Regions from separate parts of the Homo sapiens genome. Here all the other regions are linked to region 2. Evidence: chromatin loops called from intact Hi-C (ENCODE). Cell type or tissue: heart left ventricle. All regions are shown on one strand.

Region 1 (8,000 bases), 190 kb before region 2:
TCTATTTAATATGAAGACCTGCCAATATTGTGTCTCATGGTTAATTTATGAGGGAGATTTATTATTGATAAAGGTGTTTGCATATTTGGTAACTGCTATTCCTCCTATGAAAGGGAATTCTTCTGTCTTGTGTTTGAGGGTTAAATATTCAACTTGACAAAGAGCAATGGATGTTTGTACCCTCTCAATAACTAGAAATCTAGAAACTGTACAGGAGAACAATGAGAAATGGTTACCAATGACAAACTTATCAGGTGTTTTCTGTATAACTTTAAGCAAGCATCTGTCATTTTCTTGCACCGCATTTAGTTAAAAGCACAACTTCTGAAATATTTTCTCAACAAAAGCATGCTAAATTCCTAGTTACCTGAGTTGAAATTTTTCCCCTTTTAAAATTGTTTGTGCAAGTTTTTCTATGGAGTTGATGTGCTGTTTCAATGATTTCTGCTCATCAATTAAGAGAGAGAAAAACACACTTTACCACATGGATTCACAATAAAACAATGAAGGTGCTTCATTGCAGTTTGCTTAATCAGCCATTATGAAGAGATGAGAGGGAGAGGGTTATTCAATATTTTAATAAGTCTTTGGATTTTGTTGCAGCACAAATGGAATTTAATTAGAAATGTGAAACATTAGGTACTACTAATTACTGACAAACTTGAAAATATACCTGCTCTATTTTACTTGTAATAATCATCATTATTAACTTAAACAACCTTTAGCATTTGCCCATAACTTTTACAAACTTCAATTTTTAAGTCTTAAATCATTCACATTTTGGGAGAAGGGAGGCAGCTGGAGATGAGCGCCTTTTGCAAATTGATCTGCAAGTAGTCATTCATTTTCTCTGGGAATTTTTACGTAAGCTCCCTTATTGGGAATATGCTAATGACATCCGCCATGATTACTGATTTTCTCTGAATCGTTATTCCTCTGTGGGCAAAGTAATCAGAAAGGGAGAACAGGAGATTTCCTTCTTGCTTGTGTTCCTTCTTCAACCATCTGCTCTACCCTGATTCATTTGAATTAGAGCTGCAGTTTTCTGATTCTTTACTCTGAAATCCTAAGGCATTTGAAAGCTTAAAAGGAGTTAATAGTTATCTATCTGTGTCACAAATATGGTTCTCTGTGTGTTCTAAGTGCAAATTTGCCTACTCAAGGTTTACATGGGCGAATTAATTTTATTAAGTATAATATGGTAATGTAGGTTAGCAGCTTCATTATTTGGGATGTGTCAGCTCTGAATACTTCTTTATTAATGGCCTTTAGCACAGACATTTCCAAAAAGGGGAACTGATGTATTAAAACAAAAGATTCCAAGATGAAGAAAAAGTAAAATCAAGTAAAATTGTAAAGAGAGAGAATTTGTAAAAGAGAAGTGTTGATGTCCATGTTTTCCAGTTACATTTGTAGGGGTGCCAACAAGAATGATGGACTGGTTGGTAATCAAGACTTCTGGGTATCAGGCCACACTTTGGCACCAAAGTGCTGTGTTCTTGAGGAAGTTACTTTATTTCTCAGAGTTCTGTTTTCTCAGTGGTGACATGAAATGAATGTCACAGGTGATCTTTAAGATTTTCTTCATCAGTAAAATTTTGTGACTGTATTATTTATCCCATGAAGCAGATTGCAGATGATGGGAAAGTTGCTTTAGCATGGGCATTTGATCTTGTCCAGGGAAAAGCCATTCCAAGATAAACTGTTCATCTTCAGAAGAAGGATAAGGGACTGAGCCTCCAGATTATACTTTTTAAAATGACGAGTATAGACCAGATTTTAAAAATGGGACACATTATCTTGTTTCAGTTTACATGGAATGGATAAATTGCTGAGAATGTTGCTGATTGATTGAAGCAAGCCTTACACTTCAGTGAGTGAAAATCAGCAAGATTCTGACACCCCTACTGAGACAGAGCTAACTTAATATGCAGAATTGGCATTTAGGCAAGAGAGTTTGCAAAACTTGGTGCTATTAGATCACTGAACATTGTCAAAACATGAAGGAGACATAAGTTTGTGACTGTTGACATTCTAGCATTCAGCTGATTTCAAAGTGAAGTGAGCAATTCATATTAAAATTGTTTCAGAAAGTGCCTCTATCTTGTCCTACTCACCCACATTGCCTCTTATTTTCTTCACATTGAGAATCAGACTGAGAACAATACAGCTGTCCCCACGTTTTAAATAATTAATAAGCCCTCTCCCCAAGTAAGCAACAGGATTTTTGAATAAGTGTATAGCGTCTACTGATCCAAACTTCTGAGGAAACTGTTGGCTTGTGCTGCAAGTAACCACTGACCACTCCCTCCTGCCTTGTAAATCGAATTTTTTTCTTCTGTCCATTTTTTCTGGCAACCATTACTGATTTGTGTTCTGATTTCTGTTTGACAGTTCTGGCTTATTACAGGCTGAGTGACAAAGCCAAGACTTAAATAGAAATTACTTCACTGATGTGTTTCAGCTGACCAGAGACAAACTCTTGCCCAAAATAACCTCCACTCCCTTCCTTCCAAATATCCCAACAACGGGAAGAAACATACAGCCACTGTCTTCTTTTTTGATGTATTATACAAATAGAACACTTTTGAGAAATAGGCCTAAAAATAGGAGAGCACAAGCGTATCTTAATAGTTAATGAAATAAAATTTCAAGGGCCTGAAATTAAAGATAGGCAGGTAGCCAGTGATAGATAAAGATAAGTATTTATTGCAACCATGGGCCTATGTTTGATGGACAGCAAATATGCTTTCCCTACAAGTTTGGCTTTTAGCTAGAGTTATACACTGTCTTGTCATGCTGACATGCAGGGCAACCTCACATTGCATCTGCTGAGCTATCATGCTATTGCATTTAGTTTTACTGTGGGGCGGGAGTGGGGTACATTTGTTTGATAATTTCTTTTCTCCTGAAATACATTTCACAAACCTGTTGGAGGCTGAATGACTCTGCTTCTTAGAACTATATCACATTTAGATACAAATATTTTTCACTGGTACTTGGACTGAGTTACATTGTTTTTTAAAAAGGAGTTTTCTTCTTTCAGGTTTTGTCTATCACTTACCTATAGTTTTATGTATTTGCTCCTAGATTTTAAAAATACATATTACACATTAGATGTCAGAAGAGATCATAATTCAAGGTCATTTTATACCACTCACATACTCTTCTATTCTAAAACAAATGACCTTCCTGTTATGTTTCTGGATAGAAGAAGAAATCCAGAAAGGAAGTATACTCTATTCATCAGTCCCTACTTAAGCAAATTTCTGATTGACGTCAGTAGTAAACTCCACATCAGCAGATCAGAATAGTATCTGGATGGCAATATTAAATGCCTTGCTGTTTAAAACTTCTTTCTGAACTTAGAATATTGAATATTATATCCAATTTTGAAGATGATTTTATTCACTTGAAATTAGTTTTTCCAACTTTAGAAATGAAGCATTCTTAGTTTAAGTTTAAATATTGCACAGTGATGATTTTCAACAATTAGAAACACATAGTACTGTAGTATGTCTAGGTCCAAGTATTTCTAATTTATGCATACTTTTTTCTAGCAATAATCTAAGCATTTCTTTTTTATTACATTTCTCATTCCCATGTGATCTCAGTCAATAGACTGTCATTATCAGAATAAAGTTCTGTGTGTTTAACTGAATTTTGAATTTTTGAAACAAAACTATTTGAATATTGATATTTAAAAAGTAAGCAGAATTTGAAGTGTTTTTCACTTCATTGGTTATTTTACAAAGATATTTACATAAAATCACCTTCTCTTTTGTGTGTTCAAGATTTACCCTTTGCTTTTCTTCTTCTTTTTCATTAATTCAAACCACATATGCAAAGTCATGAGCGTTTTCTACATATTAGGTCAAAGAAAATAAAAATGTTAGACTGAAAAAAGGATGACAGAAACATTACTGGAGATGGGCAGTCTTTATTTCCTACTAGAAAGAAACAAAGTTATAAATTATTGCACATACTCCTTTTTAAACAAAATTAAAAGAGTGGTTTTCTTCCTTTCATGTAAAATGCCAGAAACAGGCAGTCCAGGGTGAAGATGAGGGCCTCTATGGTCATCAGAGACTCAGTTTCATTCTTTGTGCTTAACTACATTTTGGCACTGGTTTCCATCTTCAGTCATCTCATGTCATATGGTGACTGCAGCAATACCAGCTTTCATGGCCACATCACTTTGGACAACCCTGTTTACAAGGAGAGCTGAATAATGCAACATTTCGCGAGCACAGTATTGCATAGAATAAATCTGGGGTTCTCTTGATTGAGAAAGAATGACAGAAAAAAATAACAAGTGGATAATTAGCAGCACCCACCACCGTAGAAATTGTTTTACTTTCTAGTCCTGGGTTAAAATGTTTTCTTTTAGCACCTTTTCTATTCCCTGTGGAAATAAGATTTCCTTTCTTTCTTTTTACTCAGTGTTGTCACTTCTCTTTCTGTCATCTTTGGTTCTAACAAAGCTCAGTTTTTCTCTCTTCCAATTTGAGATGTTGGAATCCCTTCTGTTTGTGTTTTTAAAGTAACTCTTTCTAACATTTGCTTCATATTCTAGAATTATGTGTCTCTTCATCTCTAGGCTTACAAATATATAATCTTGAGTAGTCTTTTTTTTTGAAGCAGAGTATATATAGCAAAATCATAAAAGTATAGCTTGATGAATTTTCACAAAGAACACACCCATGTGAGCATTACCCAGATTGGGATGTATAGAGAATCTCACCTAGACTAGACTATCTTCCATATGCCTCCTGCTAGTTACTGTTCTCCCAAATGTAATAAAAATTCCAACAGATATCACATAATTTAGCTTGTTTTAGAGCTTTATTTAAATGAAATCCTATAGCAGGTACTCTTTTGTGTTTAGCTGTTTTCACATAACATTATATATTTGTCCACTACGTTTCATGTAGCAGAAGTTTATTTTTATTGTTTTAGAGAAGTTATTCTCAAGGGGGTGGGATTTAATCCCCCAAGGCGACATTTAATGGTTACTGGAAACATTTTATCACAACTAGGGAAATGCTATTGGCATCTAGTGGGTGCTACTAAATATCTTACAAAGTACAGGTCAGATTCTCATAACAAAGAGTTATCTGGCCCACAAGGTCAATAGTGCCTTACTTTAGAATACTTCACTGTTTTATTTATCCATTCTATTGTTGGTGGGCATTGTGTTGCTTGCATTTGGGGTTATGATGAATAAAGTTGCTATGTACATTCTTGTGCATGCCTTTTAATGTGCATATGTATGCATTTATGTAAAGGATATGCTTAGGACTAAAATTTCAAGTACCTTCCACTTTGGAAAATACTGCCAAGACGCCTTCCAAAATGACTGTGTTGTATGCTCTCACCAGCTGTGTGTGAGTTGCAGTTGCTCCACATCCCTGTACATCATTGGTATTGTTATTAAAACATTTCTTTAAAAAACTATTTTGTGGGTGTTAGTAGTATCCCACTGTAGTTTTAATGTGCAGTTTCTTGCTGGCTAATGAGGTTGAGAATACTGTCATAAGCTTGTCACTATTTGGGTACACTATTTAATAACTTGCCTATTTAGTCTTTTGCCCATTTTTCTATTAGGCTGCTTCCTTTTTCTAATAATTTTTAGGAATATGTTAAGTTGCCAGGCATGGTGGCTCATGCCTGTAATCCCAGCACTTTGGGAGGCCAGGGCCGGTGGATCACCTGAGGTCAGGAGCTCGAGACCAGCCTGACTAACATGTTGAAGCCCCATCTCTACTAAAAATACAAAAAGTAGCCAGACATCATGGCGCACACCTGTAATTCCAGCTACTTGGGAGGCTGAGGCAGGAGAATTGCCTGAACCAAGGAGGTGGAGGTTGCAGTGAGCCAAGATCGTGCCATTGCACTCTAGCCTGGGCAACAAGAGCGAAACTCTGTCTCGAAAAAAAAAAAAAAAAAGAATATGTTAAGTCGCTCAAATCATGTAGAAAACAAAAAGTAGATTTACAAATGGTTGTTACTATAATATTAGCTTTTATAATTGACCACATATTTACCTTTATTGAGATATTTCTTCATATGGCTTTCAGTTACTATATAGTCTCTCATTTCACCCTGGAAGACTCTCTTAAGTATTTCTTGCCAGGCAGTTCCAGGGATAATGAACTTTCTTAGCTTTTGTTTATCTAACCATCCTTTAATTTCTTTTTAATTTTTGAATGGCAGTTTTGCTGAACATAGACTTCTTGATTGATGCCTTTTTGCTTTTAACACTTTGAATATATTGGCCCACTGCTGTTGGGCCTCTACAATTTCTAATGAGAAATCATCTGATAAACTTATTATGGATCCCTTGTATGCGATGAGCCACTTCTGTCTTGCAGCTTACAAGATTCTCTGTCTTTCAATCAAAAGTTTAATTATTATGTGTCTTCATGTGGGTCTTGTTGAGCTCATCTTACTTGGAGTTTGAGCTTCTTGGATGTACAAATTCATGTCTTTCATCATATTTGTGATGTTTTCAGCTATTATTTCTTCAAATATTCTTTCTTCTTTTTCCTGTCTCTCCTCTACTTCTGGGACTTCCACAGTGTGTATGTTGGTCTGTTTAATGGTGTCCCACAGGTCCCTTAGGCTGTATATTTTGTTTTAATCTTATTTCTTTCTGTTCCTCAGACTCAATAATTTCCATTGTCCTGTCTTCAAGTTTGCTGATTCTTCTGTCTGCTCAAATGTGCCTCTGAATTCCTCTAGTGAATTTTTCATTTAAATTATTGTATTTTTCAGCTCTTGATTTTTTTAGTTTCTTTTTAGATTTTCCATCTATTTTATTTTATTATTAATTTTTTTTTTGAGACAGAGTCTCCCTCTGTCACCCACGCTGGAGTGCAGTGTTGCAATCTCAGCTCACTGCAACCTCCACCTCCCAGGTTCAAGTGATTCTCCTGCCTCAGCCTCCAGAGTAGCTGGGATTACAGGAGCACACCACGTGCCCAGCTAATTTTTGTATTTTTAGTAGAGACAGGGTTTCACCATGTTGGCCAGGCTAGTCTCAAACTGCTGACCTCAGGTGATCTCAACCCACCTCAACTTCCCACAGTGCTGGGATTACAGGTGTGAGCCACTGCACCCAGCCAGATTTTCCATCTCTTAATTGATATTTCCATTTTGTTCACACATCATTTTATTGACTTTCTCTTTATCTTAATTCAGTTTTTTGAATATCTTTAAGGTGCTATTTTAAAGTCTTTATCTAGTAGACATCAGGTCTTTTTAAGGGATCATTTTATTGATTTATTTGCTTTGAGGGACAATTCTTTTCTGCTTCTTTGTACGACTCATGGTTTTTTTAATCGAAAACTGGACTTACTTTCCTCCTTTTTGAGACAGGGTCTCATTCTGTCACCTAGGCTGGAGTGCAGCAGCATGATCTTTCTTACTGCAGCCCCGACCTCCCATGCTCAAGCTATCTTCTCACCTCAGCCTCCCAGGTAGCTGGACTACAGGTGTGTGCCACCATATCCAGTTAATTTTTGTATTTTTTTTTTTTTTTGTAGAGACAGGTTTTGCCATGTTGCACAGGCTGGTTTCAAAACTCCTGAGCTCAAGCTATTTGCATGCCTCGGTCTCTCAAAGTGCTACAATCACAGGCTTGTGCTACTGTGCCCGGTCTCTGGACATTTTAATCTAATAATGTGGTAACTCTGGAAACCAGATTCTTCCCTTTCCCCAGAGTTTGCTGTTTTTTGTTAACGTTTTTATTTATTGATTTTGTGATTTTTGTATTGTTGTAGGCACTCTCTGTGCCAAGGATCCACCTGAGGTGTAAATTTAAGGTCTTTTCAGGACTTTTCTGAACCTGCTTTTTTCCCTGGACATACATAGTCACTTTCAAATTTTCCTCATATATTCAGTTGTTTTTGAAAGTCCTAGCCTTTAATTTCCTCAAAAGAGGAAAAAATAAAAATAAAGGGGAAAAATGGTGCTCATTCTTTAAATTCTCTAGAAGT
Region 2 (8,000 bases):
GAACTTTGAAAAGAGTTGGAAAATCAGAATCAGATATTTGAATCCAGATGACAAATGGGTAAATCGGAGCACTTTTGCTATTTGTGGGGGGTGGAATGTCCCTACTACTAGTCATCAGAGATAATTAGGAAGGCATTATTGTGTGAGTTTTCAAAGCCAGGAACAGAATAAATGGGTTCACATCCCAGTTCTGTCCCAACTGTGTGGCCTTGGCTAAGTTACTTAAACCTCTCTGTACCTCTCTTTATCTTTGAAATGGGGATGATGGTTTCACTGACCCCATAGTGGTGGTGTACAAATTTAAGTTATTACCTATAAAGCAAAATCCATTGGGTTTTCACTCAATATCATAATCAATCCATATGCAGCAATAACTTCCATGATTTAGGAAATATATACGGTATTACAGAATCCTTCTTGAAATTTGAAATATTTACAGAAGATATAGGCAGTGAATGTCTGCTGATGACGCACATCATTTCCCCTTAAGCAGGGTCGCAAGTTTCTACAGCCCCAGTGAACACTCCTGAAGTTAGATAAAACTTATTAACACCTTCCATAGCATCCTTTTAAGATGATAATTTATCTTTTTAACTGTACTCAGTAAAAGCAGCAGCAAAGAGCCAGGTGGGAATAACAACATGGTATTATATATAGCCATAAAGTTTACCAGTTCTATAGATTCTGCTGCAAGGCACACTAAAATGGAGTAAAATGTAACTTGTCTTGAACAGTTGCTTGAATGAGTTACTAGAGGAATGGCAAGTTTACAGATGAGGCAAAAGAAACCCAAGGGAGTTGAAGGCTGTGACCATTTTATTTTGGATGCATAGTTGTAAAACCTAACTTAAGGCATACAAGTTAGGTCTTTGGAGAGTTTTCTCAGAGGTTTGCAAACAAATGCGAAAGTCTATAAAATATGTGCTTTTGAAATAAGTCTCTGTGAAATGATGGTGTGACATTCCATGGGGAGTGCCTTTATACCTGTCAAACCCTGGTAATTTGGTTGAAAAGAGAATGTCTCATTGTTTGCATTTTCTCTGTCCCCAAAAGATCTCCTTGGCCACTTTTTATATCTATCCTCAGCTTGACTGCTGACAGAGTATTACATGGCGTTCCTTTGTTCTGAAAGGGCATCCTTTAGTTTCACACTAGTCTCAAGTTCACATAATCAGGCAATCCCACGCACCTTTCCATCTGTTAAGGTTTTCCTGTGTAGGGTGCTGTTCTCAAACTCGTTTTAAATATGAAATTGTCATCCTTTACTGTTAGTGACAAATCCTTTTCTTTCCCTGTAATGCTGAAGGTGTGAATGGAATTCTCCAGCGACAGTGTCTGTGAAGAAGATATTCACGGACAACTACATGGCTCAAATAGATAAATTCAATTAGCCCTTCCTGGAAAGCCTCAGTTTACTTTACAACTCGGCATTTCAAAGAATTTTAAAGAAATTCTAATTACTGTGTAATAAATAAGTCAAATTCCTCTTCTCTCACTGTGAAGGTCTTTTATTACCCACTGCTATAAAACATATACCTTTTTTTTTTCGGTTGCTATCCTAGCCGAGTAGCTTGCATACCAGTAGGATCACTAAAATGCCACGAAGCAGAACATATTTATCTGTTAAATTCTACGTGCAGTAACCTAACAAATGCCAGAGACAGAAAGATTGCCCTCTGCACAGTAATACTTGTGTAGATGTCTTCTTTATGCTAACAATGACAGGGCTTCATGCCTTGTACTGTACTCAAAAATCAAGGCGCATTTTTTTTTACAATAGAAGACTCTATCAAAAAGAAAAAGAACTGCACATTTTTGGCATTGAGATATTTTATGTGGATAATAAATTTTTTTTCCTTCGAACTTCACTAACTACAAGTATCTACCTAGAAGATGAAATGTAAGATTTATGTCATCAGAACTATTCAGTATACCAGAGGATAATTTTTTCTTCTTTTCAGGACTGTCAACTTTGTTTACTGCTTATGTTCAATTCTATCTTATATAAGAGATTAACTAGCCTTGTCATAGCCACATGTCAAATCCTTCTTAGAAAAATAAGGTAATAAATGCAAAATTATATTAATAAGGAGTACTTTCAAAGACATATTGCATTTATTGAAATCTAAATTGTAACTGGAATGTTCTAATTATATTTGTACTAGTCAAAAAGAGATTTTAAAGTCTATAATGTTATGACATTTCAGTATGTTTTAAAATTGATATGACTAAGGAGTGATTAAAATATTATAAGTAACTTCAAGGAGACACATATGAAGTAACGTAAGCCCAGGAATTGCTTACATAAATCACCATGTGTATTGTCAAATCTGCTAGACTCTTACATGCATTTTTAATCCAAACCTAATCATTTGGCTATTGAAATCATTCTCAAAAATTGATCTCAAACAGTGTTATACAAACATTCAGGTTTTTTAAAGCCTTGCTACATTAAACTTTTCTGTAATACAATTTCAATCTCAAAACAATAAATAATCACATGGATAATGACAGTAACTGAATCCTAACTATTTGTAATACTTCTGCATAGCCTAGTAACAATTTTAAAATGGTGAAGAATAAATCTATCTGACAGGCCTGTTAGCAATAAGGCCTTCAGCTTTTTGCTTTGCAGCAAAATAAAGTAAAATCTATTATTTTGTTGCTGTTGTTAAAAACATTTCAACAGTTAGTTATTTTTCACAGAAAATGCTGCAGGAGGGCTCCAGGTTAAAAAAAAAATTTGTTACGGTTGAATTTTACACTTGGCTATTATTGGCCAGCATACATAATAAGTTAAAACATACTGAGAAATTAATGTTTTTCTAAGAGGGAAAACTTGATAGAGGATTATATTTCTACATTAGAGAGTGGATACTCTAATCTTTCTGGCATTGTAAAACTGAAGCTTGCTGCAGGGAAAATAAACATTATAATACCCAGCACTTAAACAATTGTACCTATATGGTTAAGTAACAAAAGCGTGAGGCACCTGGAATCACAGTATTTGTACCTAATGCCAGCAACAATATAAAGCATTCAAGTGACATTTGATAATGAGCAGACAGTGGAGGCATTACACACGTCTTTAGAAGAATCAGACTTCCTACCTTGAAAAGACAGATGGAGGTAAGTTCCTTTATAAAAAAAAAAAAGTTGTAAGTAAAGCCAGGCAGCAGTTGCAGTAAATTGAGTCCTTTCAGTCACTGTATACATACAGCAGTTCTGCAATAAGGGGAAAAATATAATGGGAGGAGCGGCTGTGAACGAGTGACCTCCTCAAGCTGAGTCCTCTCTGTGAACCAGGCATTGAGAGCCACGGCTCCTGATTTGCATGGATTATCTCCACTTGAACAGATACAGAGCAGATACATTTAAATTGAGCTGGCACAATGGCAAAAAGATGGAAGAGTGCATGAATGAGGGACAGCGCAAGAGAGGGAGAGAGAAAGAGAAACAGACACGAGATCGGAGAGCGTGGATAAGCTGGTTCTTGCAGAACTGTGTCTCAGAAGAGCTACAGCTCCCTCTTCATGTCACAGTTGTAAGATAAGAAATGTTGTCATTAAGAACTGGTTAATCATAGAGAAAAATATACTCAGATTAGCTGATGTTTGATCCCATCCGATTTTTATGAACATTTTATGATTCTCCCTATTTTGTCATTAGGATTTTAGACAGCATACCAAAAATCTTTTATTAGTGGCCAGGTACACAAATTTGGATGAAATTCTGAGTTTTGAATGAGATCGGTGTTTTGGCTTGAATGGCGTAGACAGCAGTGAAAGAACACAGACAATTAGTTAAGTGGAATATTTATTTTGAAAGAAAATTAATCCCTGTTAACTTTCAAAGAGCCAGTGATATATACTGCAATGTAAATAGAAAATAGTACTTAAATATTTCTTAATGATTAATTATCTGAAAAGAACCCAATTGTACTACTGAATGGGAGCTTTTTAAAAATCTCTTTAAATTGTTATTTTTGTTTTTCATATGGCTTCTTATTGGCATTTCAGGGTAAAAGAAATCCCTCTCTTTGTACAATACAGTTGTATCTTTAAATAAACAATGATTATTAACTTATTCATTTAGCATCTTTGGAGTTTTTCTGGGTTGTTTTATATTCATATTCTTGTTTTAAAAATGAGAAAGAGGAGAGGGCAAATATGATCATTACTCTTGCCAACAGCCACTCAATAAGTCCATAGCAGATCTCAGAAGAAAATAATAACCCTCTTTTAGCAAGCTAATGTGAAGCCTGCCTTCTTTTGTGTAAAGGTATCTGCAGATACTTAAACAGCCCAGCAATTAGGTGAATTCAAAGGAAAAATCAGTCAAACCAACTAGTTGACTGAATTGATCATAGCCTTGTAGGAGCTAGCATTAACTTGGTGTGAACCAAGTGATATAGGTTAAATATATTTCAACAAATGGCATTAAAACTCTCAACATAAACATATGAGCATATTTGCAGGGAGTAGTAGGGAGTTCAGTTAGATTTTTGCTGCTATTGGGACTCTATAGACTGTCAGGAAAGATAAAGAATTTAAACACACTACACTTATAAGGACTCTGACTTGATGGACAGAAGTGATACTTTAAAAGAAATCTCAAGGAAAATGCCAATACACATTTCCATGAGATTTAGTGACGATCTGGAGTTTCTAAAGTATGCAGACTTAGTGACTATAACAGTGTTTAGGAGACAATTGCCTGAAAGTAAAAGGGTGAAGACAATAGTTATTTTATGTCTCTGACATCCAATAGTCTGATTGCTCTCTAAGTGGTTGGGTGACTTCTCAGGTTTTTTTCTATTTGGACACAGCTTGTACACAGGTTGGACTTGTAATGTTACTGAGGTGTTAATATTACTTTTCAGGTTGTAAACTCTTTTGAATCAGGGACCATACGATTTCCTCTAAAATATCTCCCCAAATATTTTGAAAATGTCTTTTACATATTGTAGATGTTTCATAAATTTTTGCAGAAAAAATATTGAAAATCACAGCAAAGTGTTTATATTTCCTTTACCAGTCATTTAATATAAAAATTGGATGCAGAAATTATGATGTATTCTGTACTCTCATGAATAGAAAAGGAAAGGTAAATATAAATGTCTTGTCATATAAAGAAGAGTGATAATAGTACCAGTAGTGCTAGATTGTATATTGACATGTAACCACAATTAGGTGCCCCTTATTGAAACCAGGGATGCCTTCCAGATGGCATATTTAGGGGTCTGAGTCATAACTTTCTGGACACCAGTTTTGTGACTCAGACATTTATCTGTCTGACCATGGGCAAGTTAGCTAACTTTCTTATAAAATGTGGATAATAAAATAACCTTACTTTTATGGTTGGTGTAAGAAATAAAGGAAAAGGATTAGCATAGCACCTGGGTAAACACTTAATCAGTGTAAGGTATAATTATAATTATTAAAAATCTGTTTCCATTGAACTTCATTGCCTATCTGTAAACTGGGAAGTGTTACTATGGTGTCTACTGAATGTAGAAAAAAGATGAGTTTGTTATTGGCTTTTTCTGGTCATTGTATGAGAGGGGGCTCCTTCCTGTTCCCTGACAACCAGAAAGAAGGGTGCTTTTACCTTTTTATAAAAGACAAAAATAGAAATACTGTTCTCAGGAGAGCCAGAGAGTGTTGTAGCAGCAGATCCAACCTTCTGTACAGGAATGGAAATGGCTTGTGTGGTACAATGTGAAGGGCACCCAGAAGCACTCTGGTCCAGAAATATCTTCCCATCTGTCTTCTCCTATTTCCTGAAATGCCACCATTAGGGGTTCATTTCTATGTTTTACTGGCTTCCCAGTCTCTTTTTCAATTCACTCACTACTGGCAAAATTAACACGTGAACAATTTACACTTAGAGTGACACATGAATTCACAGTAGTTTTAATTATTGTATCAGAGATACTTTTTTCTAGTAACTGGTTGAAGATAAGCATGCCAAGGAAAGGTCAGATTTCAGTTAAGGTAGAGAGAAAGCTCCTTTGGCGTATGTGGCGCTGTGTGGGGGTAATGAGGATGGCGCCCTACCTGTGCTGCTAGTGTGGGAGGGACCTTGCAGCAGCAACTCAGAGAGTGACTGTGGAGGTGCTGGCCTCCTGGTTCACCAGAATGATGAGGAGGGATTCATTCATTCATTTATTCAATAAAAACGCAGTGTTTTGTCACAAGAACCTAGGGTATATATATGAAAATGTATCGTCCTTGCCTTCAGTTTTTAGCGGAAGTGATGGAAACAGGTAGGTAAACAGATTGATACTAATATTGGACAACTGTACAAAGAAAAAACATTCAGAGGAAAGAAAGTAAAGAAGGCAAAACACAGTTGGGGGTAATTAAGGAGTTCTCTGTAGACTAGATGATGCTTCATGTGACTCTTGACGACAGAGTAGGAGCTGTTTGGGCAAGTAAGGGATGCAGGAGGAGAAGGCCGGGGTGAATGAACACGAGGACGGAGGGCAGGACAGCAGGAGAGAGCGCCACGAGCCGGGGCAATCAGTGGCATATGCTCAGAGCATAGAGTAGAGGATCAGTGGGAACTGGAGACAGACCAACTGGAATGTTAGGGCACGACTGGGGAGCAGGTCACAGAAAGGAGAAACACTGGGCATAAGCATGATGGGTCATTTGTACCTCCTGGGCCTCAGCCTTCTGCTTGCACATGCGTTCTTCCAGGCTCCCCAGACCTGGGAACACACACATAGAGAAAAGTTTAAATGACAAGGAGTGCTGTCTACCGTGACAAAAAGGGGGATATAGTGCCAATTAGATTAGAGATCTAAATATTTAGGGAGTGGAAATGTTCCAAAATTGTTTGTGAGTATCTGCCACCCCATTTCCTAACCCAAAATGGGTATATTCTTATATGAATTAAAATTAATTGTATTTGGAGACTTCGGGTGCAGCAAATCAAGGTGGGAATTGCTGCTGGAGTCCTGGAAATCATTTAGCTTAGAAAAAATATCGCACTTTGAAATCCTTAGGGAGATGGATTACCAGCATTAATGCCATTAATGTTAATGATGGGTAATAATTAGAAAATTATATTTATAAAACAATAATGATAATCGAGTCAAACCAAATAGCAAACCTCCCAAGTCTAATATAAGACACTATAAGCTTCCCATTCTCTTCTATTGCTTGAATTTTAGTTTTTTTGACATATTTATCCAGAAAATATTGAAGTTTCTATACTTAACCCAGGAATGACAAATTGCTTCTTGTAAATATTACGCTTACAGTAAAATTCACTATAAGATAAATGATTACATAGATATTGGACCCAGTAGTGGGAAATACATTTGAATTCTAATAAGGACTGGTTCAAGCTTAAAAACAATTAATAACTGTCAATTTCCCATAAACACAATGACAAGTAAAACCTCCAGAAAGGGCACCTAAACCACAAATGATTAAAAAATTATGCTGATTAACAGAATGACTGACTATATTAGGATTATTTTAAATTATCTTTCGATTGTAGCCCTCCCTCCTCACCCCCACTGGCTACAATGGAGGTTGAAAGAGTGGTTTCATTCAACATTCCACTCTTTTCCCAAAGATTTAAAAACTATTTAATGTTCCATAGTAGCCAGGGAGGTATGCTATTTGAGTTTCCCTTCAATAAAAACCTTGTGGTTCTGCGGCAAGGAATGAAGTTAGCTAACAGACTCCACCTTCAGAATTCACCTTATCAGGTAGTTCTTAGAGAATGACCAAGCTTAGTGGGTTTCTTTAGGCCTGTCTCTTTCCGCCCAGTGCAGGATTCCTCTCATGGGCAGCTTTTATTCCTAGTTCCCTTTGGGTTGGTCAAGACTGTCAGATTTTCACTGTGGTCTGAGGCTTACCTGCTCAACCCCGACTTTTTCCTCTTTTGATTTTCAGAGGTTTGGGTCCCTGATCAAACTCTTAAGACTCTTACATCCCTGTTCCCTCTCAGTGTTTGTTTCCCAGCAGACACAAGTTCCTAAC
Region 3 (8,000 bases), 170 kb before region 2:
TAAGACTCATATAAAAGGCACTTGTCGCTCTAAAACTGGAACTTTAAAAAAGTGTCCATGAGAAGCTATAAAACAGATACAGTTTGAGAAACAATCCTACAACATTCAGATTAGGTTTGGGTTTCAGTTTCATAAAACAGCTAATGAAGAGTTCTTCTATTGGTGAGTCTGGGTTCTGAGGGTGACTATTCTTTCTTAATATCACGCAGTTGTCAACTTTCTATAGCATGTTTAGGAACAAATTAAATAAAAAAATAGCTCCATAAACTTGAGTATATTCATACATAAATAGATTAGAGAGAGTAAGAGTAGTCATGGAAGAGAAAGTGAACATTCTAAATAAAATTAGTGTGGTGTACAGGATGTTTCTGTGTGCTCACTGTAAAATATAAGGATATAGCTAATATAAATATAATGTATAAAATATATGTATAATTCAATATATAAAACATATATATAATGTAAAATGTAAGGATAGATACTGTTTTAGTGAAGGTATAAGACAGAATGATAACCTATAGGAAGAAATTATCTTACATTTACAAATGGAACCCTATCTAATATCTCCTGTGTTTACAAACATAAAGATGTTTTTATGCTGCAATACATTTAATGGTTTTATAATTACTACTATCTAGAATGAAACACTGATAGCGATGGAAACGCAGGTTAAAAGTAAAATACTCAGTGAGTTCTTACAAGATATTTATGGCAATTAGTATACATCACTAATTCAGGCATTTTGGCTTTAAACTCAGATTTGCACAGGCAAAATTAAGTATTTAAGTATCAATAGCTATTCGCCTTATTTTAAAATAATAAATTATATGTGTGGGTTTAGGACAAGAGCAAAGATAATTTTTTTTAAGTTGTTCTATAATAAACACGTATTACTTGGATGGCAAAAGAAAAATTACATTTTTAAGGACACAATGAATCACTGAAATGAATCCTCCATTAGGACTTTTGCAAGAGAAAACAATGCAGAAACATACGGTGCTTTATTCAAACTTTCTGTTTGTTTGGCCGCAAACTATATTTTGTTCTCTATGTCAGAAATAACTAATATCAGTTTCTGCTAAAGCCCAAATAATTAATGAATGCAATCATAGCAGTGCTAAATTCTCAAACTGGTGTTTTAAAAGAGTCTAAGCAGTTGGTGGGTTGAATTTTTATTTTTCAAGGCAACTTTTAACCTTGGGTACACATAGTCTGTTCAGACTAAAAGAGAGTTTAGTGAGATCTGTTGGGAGACAAAGAGCCATAGAGAGCAGTTGTGGACACAATGTGTCAGAAACGTCAATAGAGTACATAGATATGGGTGGGAAGGGTCTAAGGATATGTTATGTTGGTAACTGACTTGAAAAAATGAGAAGTGGATCTGTGTGAGATGGAGGCAAAGAAACAGGGAAGGGCTACATATTTAAGGAGAGGTGAAGTTAAGGAGCAGGATGACAAGGAATTGACATAGGTGTAGCTACAAAGCAGTAGGATGTAATCTGCCATTTTCAAAGTGTTTTCTGACCCTCTTTGAAAACCAGCCTATACAGTAAATGGGGCCAAAAGTGGGTTAGGGAACATTGTAACCTCATTTCACCTTATTTAGCTATGTGCCAGAGATCTCAGCAGGTAGTTCAATTAACTTAGACTAGTTAAATGAGATGAAAATGAGGTTACCCAGATTAACGAAACACGACTTTTGGTCTTCCCCCAAATCAGGGAGAGCAAGGCTCACAGCTGAAGCTGGTCCTGCCCCAGGCAGTTGCCCACCTGCCTGGGAGCTTCTGCGCCGAGGGCCACATCTCATCCCTGCAATCTTACAAGGGACAGGAGAAACAACCTCAGATGGATGACTACAGTCCTAAACAGAATGTTGATTATTGCATCCTTCTAATTTCTTTCTGTCTTTCTGGAATCAATGCATAACCCAAGTGGGGGAAACATTCCCCATGTGATTTTACATCTGAGTGAATTTGACCGGGAAAGCCTTGTTTCTAAAGTTAAATTTTGCGGAATTATCTCCTTATTGATAGTTTATGGGGCTTCTTAGTTTAGAAATCTCAATTAGCTCCTCCATTACTTTCACAAACAATTTCTAGTATCTATGGTTATTTTTATTATGTTTAAAAGGATTGTTACTAGACACTGATGGAAATCATGGAAAAACACTGAACAACAATTTTTATTGTTATCCAATGTTCAAATTAAATTTCTTTAATTTGTATTTATTTTCAACTCCAATGAGTAGTTTTATTGATAACGACTAATTTTAACAAATAAATGACATAAATGCTGAAATATACTTATGATCTAACCCTTAAAGGATACAGACGTTCAGGAGAATTTCTTCATAACTGTAAGATTTAAGTTGATAAAATTGTCACAACAAGTAATATTTAAATTATTTTAACACAGCATATATGGTTGAATGTGGGTGCTGAGTGGGGTAAATTCCTGTACTAGATGACCTTGCCTTTTTGCACTTCAGTTTCCTTATCTGGAAAACAGGTTTAATGAAAACTAGACATCAGATAACTCATTGTTAGGATACAATGAGTTTTCAAAAACCACTTAGTCGTTATATAAGTGAATGCTAGCTCATATGAAAATAAATATTTGTCTATTATGACTATAAATCAGTAAATTTTTAAAATGTATACTTCCTTTCCCTAATATGGTCAGCTATATCTTGTATAATTTAAAAAATATTTTCCATCTTTCTTATACAGAGAAAGAAAGGGTGGGCTTATGCTATATGTTCTGAAATTAAAACTTATAATGTGAAATATTACTCTGCTTCAGGACGAACTGTCAAAATAAACATCATATAGTTCTTAACTGACCAACTAAGAATATTTCAGTTTCATCTGGTAATGCTAGACTAGGCATCTATATTTTTGGTATAAAGAAGAAATGAAGGTAACTATTATTTACTGTGCTAAATACTTGACTTTTTACCTTATCTAGCTGTAGTAATAGTCATATGAGTTCAGTATGATTTTGTCTATTATAAATGATAAAACCAGTCTCTGAAAAGTTCATCCACCAGGCCAAGGAAAATGGTAATAATGCTGGAAACGAATGCCTAAAGCCTCCTAGTTGCCCTTGTTTCTTGTTTCTTAGGAGGAAGATTCTGGTTGAAGAATCTTTAGCTGGTTTCCAGCCTTGTGCTGTATAACAGAGACTAGGCTTGAGACCTCCCTCTTCTATCATCAGCTATGTGACACCAGCCCATGACTTAATTTGTCTGAAATTAAGTTTCCTTACCTACAAAAAATCAGAATTTTCATGAAAACTATATTAGATAATGTCCATAAAACTTCGGTTGCAACTTAAGGTATCATTTTGACTTAAAATGTTACTAATAAAAGTGTGATTTTGAGTTAAGAGAACAAATGAAGACATCTAAATTAGGAAACCCCATAAACTATCAATAAGGAAATAATTCCACAAAATTTAAGCTTTAGAAACAAGACTTTCCTGGTTAAATTCGCTCAGATGTAAAATCACATGGGAAATGTTTCCTCCACTGGGGTTATTTGTTAGTTCCAGAAAGAGAGAAAGAGAAAGGAATTAGAAGGATGCAATAATCAACATTCTTTTTAGTACTGTAGTCATCCATTTGAGGTTGTTTTCCCTGTCTCTCGTAAGGTTGCTGAGAATACTATATAAAAAGGAAGTAATTTTAATTTCAGTTTTTCATTCCTTATCTCCAAAATGTGGGTATCTGATGCCTACAGAGTATCTAAAGGCGTTTAAGAAGAAATTTCTTTTTTTTTATTTTTCAGACGGAGTCTCACTCTGTTGTACTCTGGAGTGCAATGGCGCGATCTTGGCTCACTGTAACCTCTGCATCCTGGGTTCAAGTGATTCTCCTGCCTCAGCCTCCCGAGCAGCTGGGATTACAGGTGCCCGCCACCACACCCAGCTAATTTTTTTTTTTTTTTGTATTTTTAGTAGAGACAGGGTTTTGCCATGTTAGCCAAGCTGGTCTCAAATTCCTGACCTGAGGTGATCCACCCATCTCGGCCTCCCAAAGTGCTGGGATTACAGGCATGAGCCACCACACCCAGCCTATAAGAAGAAATTTTTTAAAAAAGAAAAAAATATTTTAATCAAGTTTGCCAATCTTGGGGACAAAAACCAAGAGATATACAAATTGGTTACAAAATACATTAACAGACATTATTTTTACACAATACTTTCAAACACAATATATAATAAGATGTTTTATAAAGAAATGAGTTAAATACTGATGGTGCAATAACTGTATGGAAAAACAGAAGATCATTAAGCTTTCACTTGTAGCTCACTGTGCAGTCTTGGATATTAGCACCCTGAGTTATTGAGAAATAACTGCAATGAAACAGAATGCATCTAGTAAGCATCTCATTTTTTGTTCCATTGAAACAAGAAAAAAAAAACTCAAATAAATGCATGCAGATGCCAGTATTTTTCTCATAACTTACACTGATCAACAAGCATCACCAAAAATGCTAAAAGCAATCAGCACAAACTCTGAACCACAGAGAAATCGTGAGGCAGTGTAGCGACTTCCTTAATGTGAATAGCATTAAGAAGAATCTGAACACTGCCACTATTAATAAGACGACTACAAATTGTAGCCGATCAAACCAGAAGGAGCCTTGAATGTATTTGCTGGGAATTGCTTAAGGCTTAAACACCAGCGACTTGAAACAAACTGTTCTTATCACCTTTTTCCAAACAGAGATTTAAATTTACAATGAAAGTGCCAGCACCAGCTGCACTTAAAGCAAGCACCACATGTCTCGATAAGCTCCAAGAAAATGGAATGGAGCCCAGTTCAAGCTGGAGGTGTCGTCTAGCTGTAGCCAGCTGGGTGACACCAAACTGAAAGTGATGAGGTGCTAATTAAAGTGGATGAACAGAGTCTCATTGTAGGCACCTGCCAGTGGCCTCTGCAGAATCATCTAGAGCCCTGGGCATATCGCCCAGCCTGTACGGCCACAGGAACCGAGCATGGATTCCTGCATCTCTTATCTGATACCTCACCTCTCCGATGTTCCCACTGTAGTTTTAGTTGGAGATAATGACTCCTCCTGCCCCTTGCTCCTATTTACCGACTCCCCCAAGGAATAATTATCGCAGGATGCAAACTGTTGAGCACAGACTCTTTCTGAAAGCAGTATTTTTTTTTAAAGACAATACATTAAAGTGTATGTTTAAAGAAAACCCCCAAAAATAAACAATGCAAAAAAATTACTCTCAAATATACAAAAAATGCTCTCTTCAGTTTTGGAACACAGTGTGCCATTTGTTCCGTTCACACTTTTCTCCCCTCTTCCTTCCTGAGCCACACAAGATGACGCTGCAGCCAGAATGACATCGTAGTGATGGATCATTCAAAAATGTTTGCAGCAGCTGTGGTAGCTGCTTTTCAAAACAGAGAACACAACACGACCTGAAGCAGCTGAATCACTAAAATAAAAAACACTTTCTTCTTATTTAAAATTCTAGCTTTTCGTTACCAAAGTTTTCATGACTTTAGACTGTTTAATACAAAAATATATTGATTCTCTAACATGCAGTATATTTACTAAATGGCTGCATGCATCTGTTTTGTTCTTTACAGGATTAATAAACTAACTACTGAAGAGCTATCCTACAAACTGCAGGAGTGCCAGGGCATATTGTGAACTTTAGGAGTCTGTGTAGTCTACATTTTCTCATTATCCAAAAGATCCTTTTGCAACTGTCCTGTGTTGGAAGCCGTCACTTTGCCAGGAAACTTGTTTCTTTGCTGTGTCTCTTAAGAAGTTATTTGATAAAATGACAGAAATCTATATTCATGTAATTTCTCTTCACTGCTCCAGCCCTGTTTTCTGTAGAAACAGAATGAATCCACATTTCCTTATTTATTTATACATGTTTTCTTCAGGTTGGCATGAAAATATTATTGGCTGTCAGGATAGTCAGGTGTTAGGAGTAATTCTGGCTTTACGATATGACAGCCTATTGGCCTTTTGGGCAAGTTACTTAACCTCTTATTGTCTCCATTTCCTCATCTGTAAAATGGGTATAATAATCCATCTTGGAGGGCTGGTGTGCCTATTATGTGATATGACACATGTAAACCATAGCACAGTGCATGGTGGGTACATAGTATTGGTTCCAGGGTGGGTTAGTGGCAATGGTCAACCAATCTGAGGAACAGAACGAAAAGTAGTTCTGTGAACAGAGAGGATAAGTTTTATTTGGGCAAGTTGAAATGAGCTATGTGTGGGACATCCATGGATATTTCCACAGGGCAGCTGAAATGCAAAACCAGTAATATTTAGGGTACCTGGACTAGGCAGGTAAATGTGGGTGATTTAAAAATACAGTTTAATCGATGGATGTTGATAAAATTTCTAAGATAAGCATTTGGAATGGCGAATCTGAGGACAGAATCTGAGAGGATATCTATAGTCAATGAAGGAGAAGCCAGAATGAGAAAAAGGTAGAATGACTGCAGAAAAAACACAGGATATCACAGGTTAAACTGCACAATGTTATCTGAAAGAAGGTGTAATGGGACATGTTTAATGATGTACTAGAAATTGGACACTTAGGAATCCTTTAAATAGCAACTTTGCGAGATTTCTATGGAATCCATTGAAAAGAATTGACAGGAAAATGGGAGAAGGAAAATGGAAGGTAAGCAGGCACAACGTTTCAATAAATTTGTGTAGAAAGAGAAGAGAAGAAGGATCTGGGCTTGAGGTGAAAAAGCACAGGTGGAGGAGGTGTTCACTTTGGAAAGGAGAAGGGACATTGTTTCTTTGGTAAATATAATCCATCTTTTTCTCTTCTTCTTGAGCACTAGGATAATATTTGGCTCATACCCAGTTTCTGATACATTTCCTACTCCTCACAATTTTTGCTGCTTTACTTAGATATTTTTGCAGCTTTACTTAGACTACCTCACCAATCATATTGTCAAGTTCTCTCAGTATTTTAAGGTATAATAGTGGAGACCTAAAGGATGTGATCTAATCAAAAGATTGTACTTTCTTCCTTCCTTGTTTCATTCTTTTTTGCTTTCCCTTTCTTTCCTTTTTTTCTTTTTCTTTCTCTCTCTGTCACTTATGCTCTTTCTCTTTCTTTCTTTTTTTCCTACCCATATATTTAAGTGTCTAGTGTGAAGGCTTTTCTCTTCAGTGGAAAATATAAATTCAGACGTAGGTTCCTCAATGTTGACGTAGCTGGGATTCCCTGACACCTATGGAAGCACTGCTTCCTCTGAACACTCACTGGTTTTCTTGTAGCAGAGAACTTTCCCTTCTGGCATAGAAATGGAAATACAAGGCACTTATGCCCTATTCCTGCTACTTGCCCCCGTGGCAGAGATAACTAACTACTCATGACAGCTTTCCTACACAGATTGTAATAGCCTCACAATTTTTCTGAACATCCTCCTCCAGGAAGGGCACTATTAACCCAAGTTGACACTTGAGTTGTCAGCAATTTGATATCCCTACTCTTTGTGTCTTTTCTGTCATCTACTTGTCCCAGTCTTTATCACTTACAGTTTTTCTTGTCTTTTGTACTTCTCTGTCCATCTCCTCCCCCCAAATAATCCTTTTAGTATGAGAGATCTTTGCTTTTCTCTTTAGGAAAGATGAACCCATTTACAAAATTATTAAAGGTTTTAGCATTCTTTTTCCCTCATCCATCAAATGACGGCACATCTTAGGCTAACATTGGTCAAATTGTAACATAGTAAAATAGGTATTCCTAATTCTTTTTCACAAATTATTCTAAAATCTGCATAAATGCTTTAAAAATCTTTTGAGAAAGAGCTCACCTATGTCACCTAAAGGCTAGTAGATACCTTTGAGCAAAGATGTCAGACAGCAGAGAAAGAGGAAGAGTTGTCAAGACGTAAACAATAGTAATAAAAACTGAGATGGTACTCAGGGGAGTAGCTGATTATGCATGCATCTTTTTAGCTAAGTTCACATACTCAGATAAAATAA

The links. Hi-C counts contacts between places; a loop is a spot of excess contacts. Peaks named below come from ENCODE experiments on the same cell type or tissue, not always from the same donor. Only the 100,000 strongest peaks of a DNase experiment are listed, where the experiment ranks them.
Region 1: it touches region 2 in a loop (4-fold over the local background); 5 of 110 quality-filtered maps call a loop at or near these places.
Region 3: a loop joins it to region 2, with 5 times the contacts of the local background. A loop is called at or near these places in 4 of 110 quality-filtered maps.

What each region holds. Positions count from the first base shown.
Region 1 is chr1:81,488,080-81,496,079 of GRCh38, reverse strand. It overlaps a transcript of ADGRL2 not described here. Among named protein-coding and RNA genes, the nearest start is that of ADGRL2, 310 kb to the left of the region's middle. In heart left ventricle, no CTCF peak of the experiment used is centred here; no DNase peak of the experiment used is centred here; H3K27ac peaks cover 2,578 bases.
Region 2 is chr1:81,301,620-81,309,619 of GRCh38, reverse strand. It overlaps a transcript of ADGRL2 not described here. Among named protein-coding and RNA genes, the nearest start is that of ADGRL2, 500 kb to the left of the region's middle. RefSeq lists an enhancer at 2,719-3,311. In heart left ventricle, a CTCF peak has its summit at 3,524; no DNase peak of the experiment used is centred here; H3K4me3 peaks cover 3,145 bases; H3K27ac peaks cover 2,368 bases.
Region 3 is chr1:81,475,266-81,483,265 of GRCh38, reverse strand. It overlaps a transcript of ADGRL2 not described here. Among named protein-coding and RNA genes, the nearest start is that of ADGRL2, 320 kb to the left of the region's middle. In heart left ventricle, no CTCF peak of the experiment used is centred here; a DNase peak (open chromatin) is centred at 4,945; H3K4me3 peaks cover 960 bases; H3K27ac peaks cover 757 bases.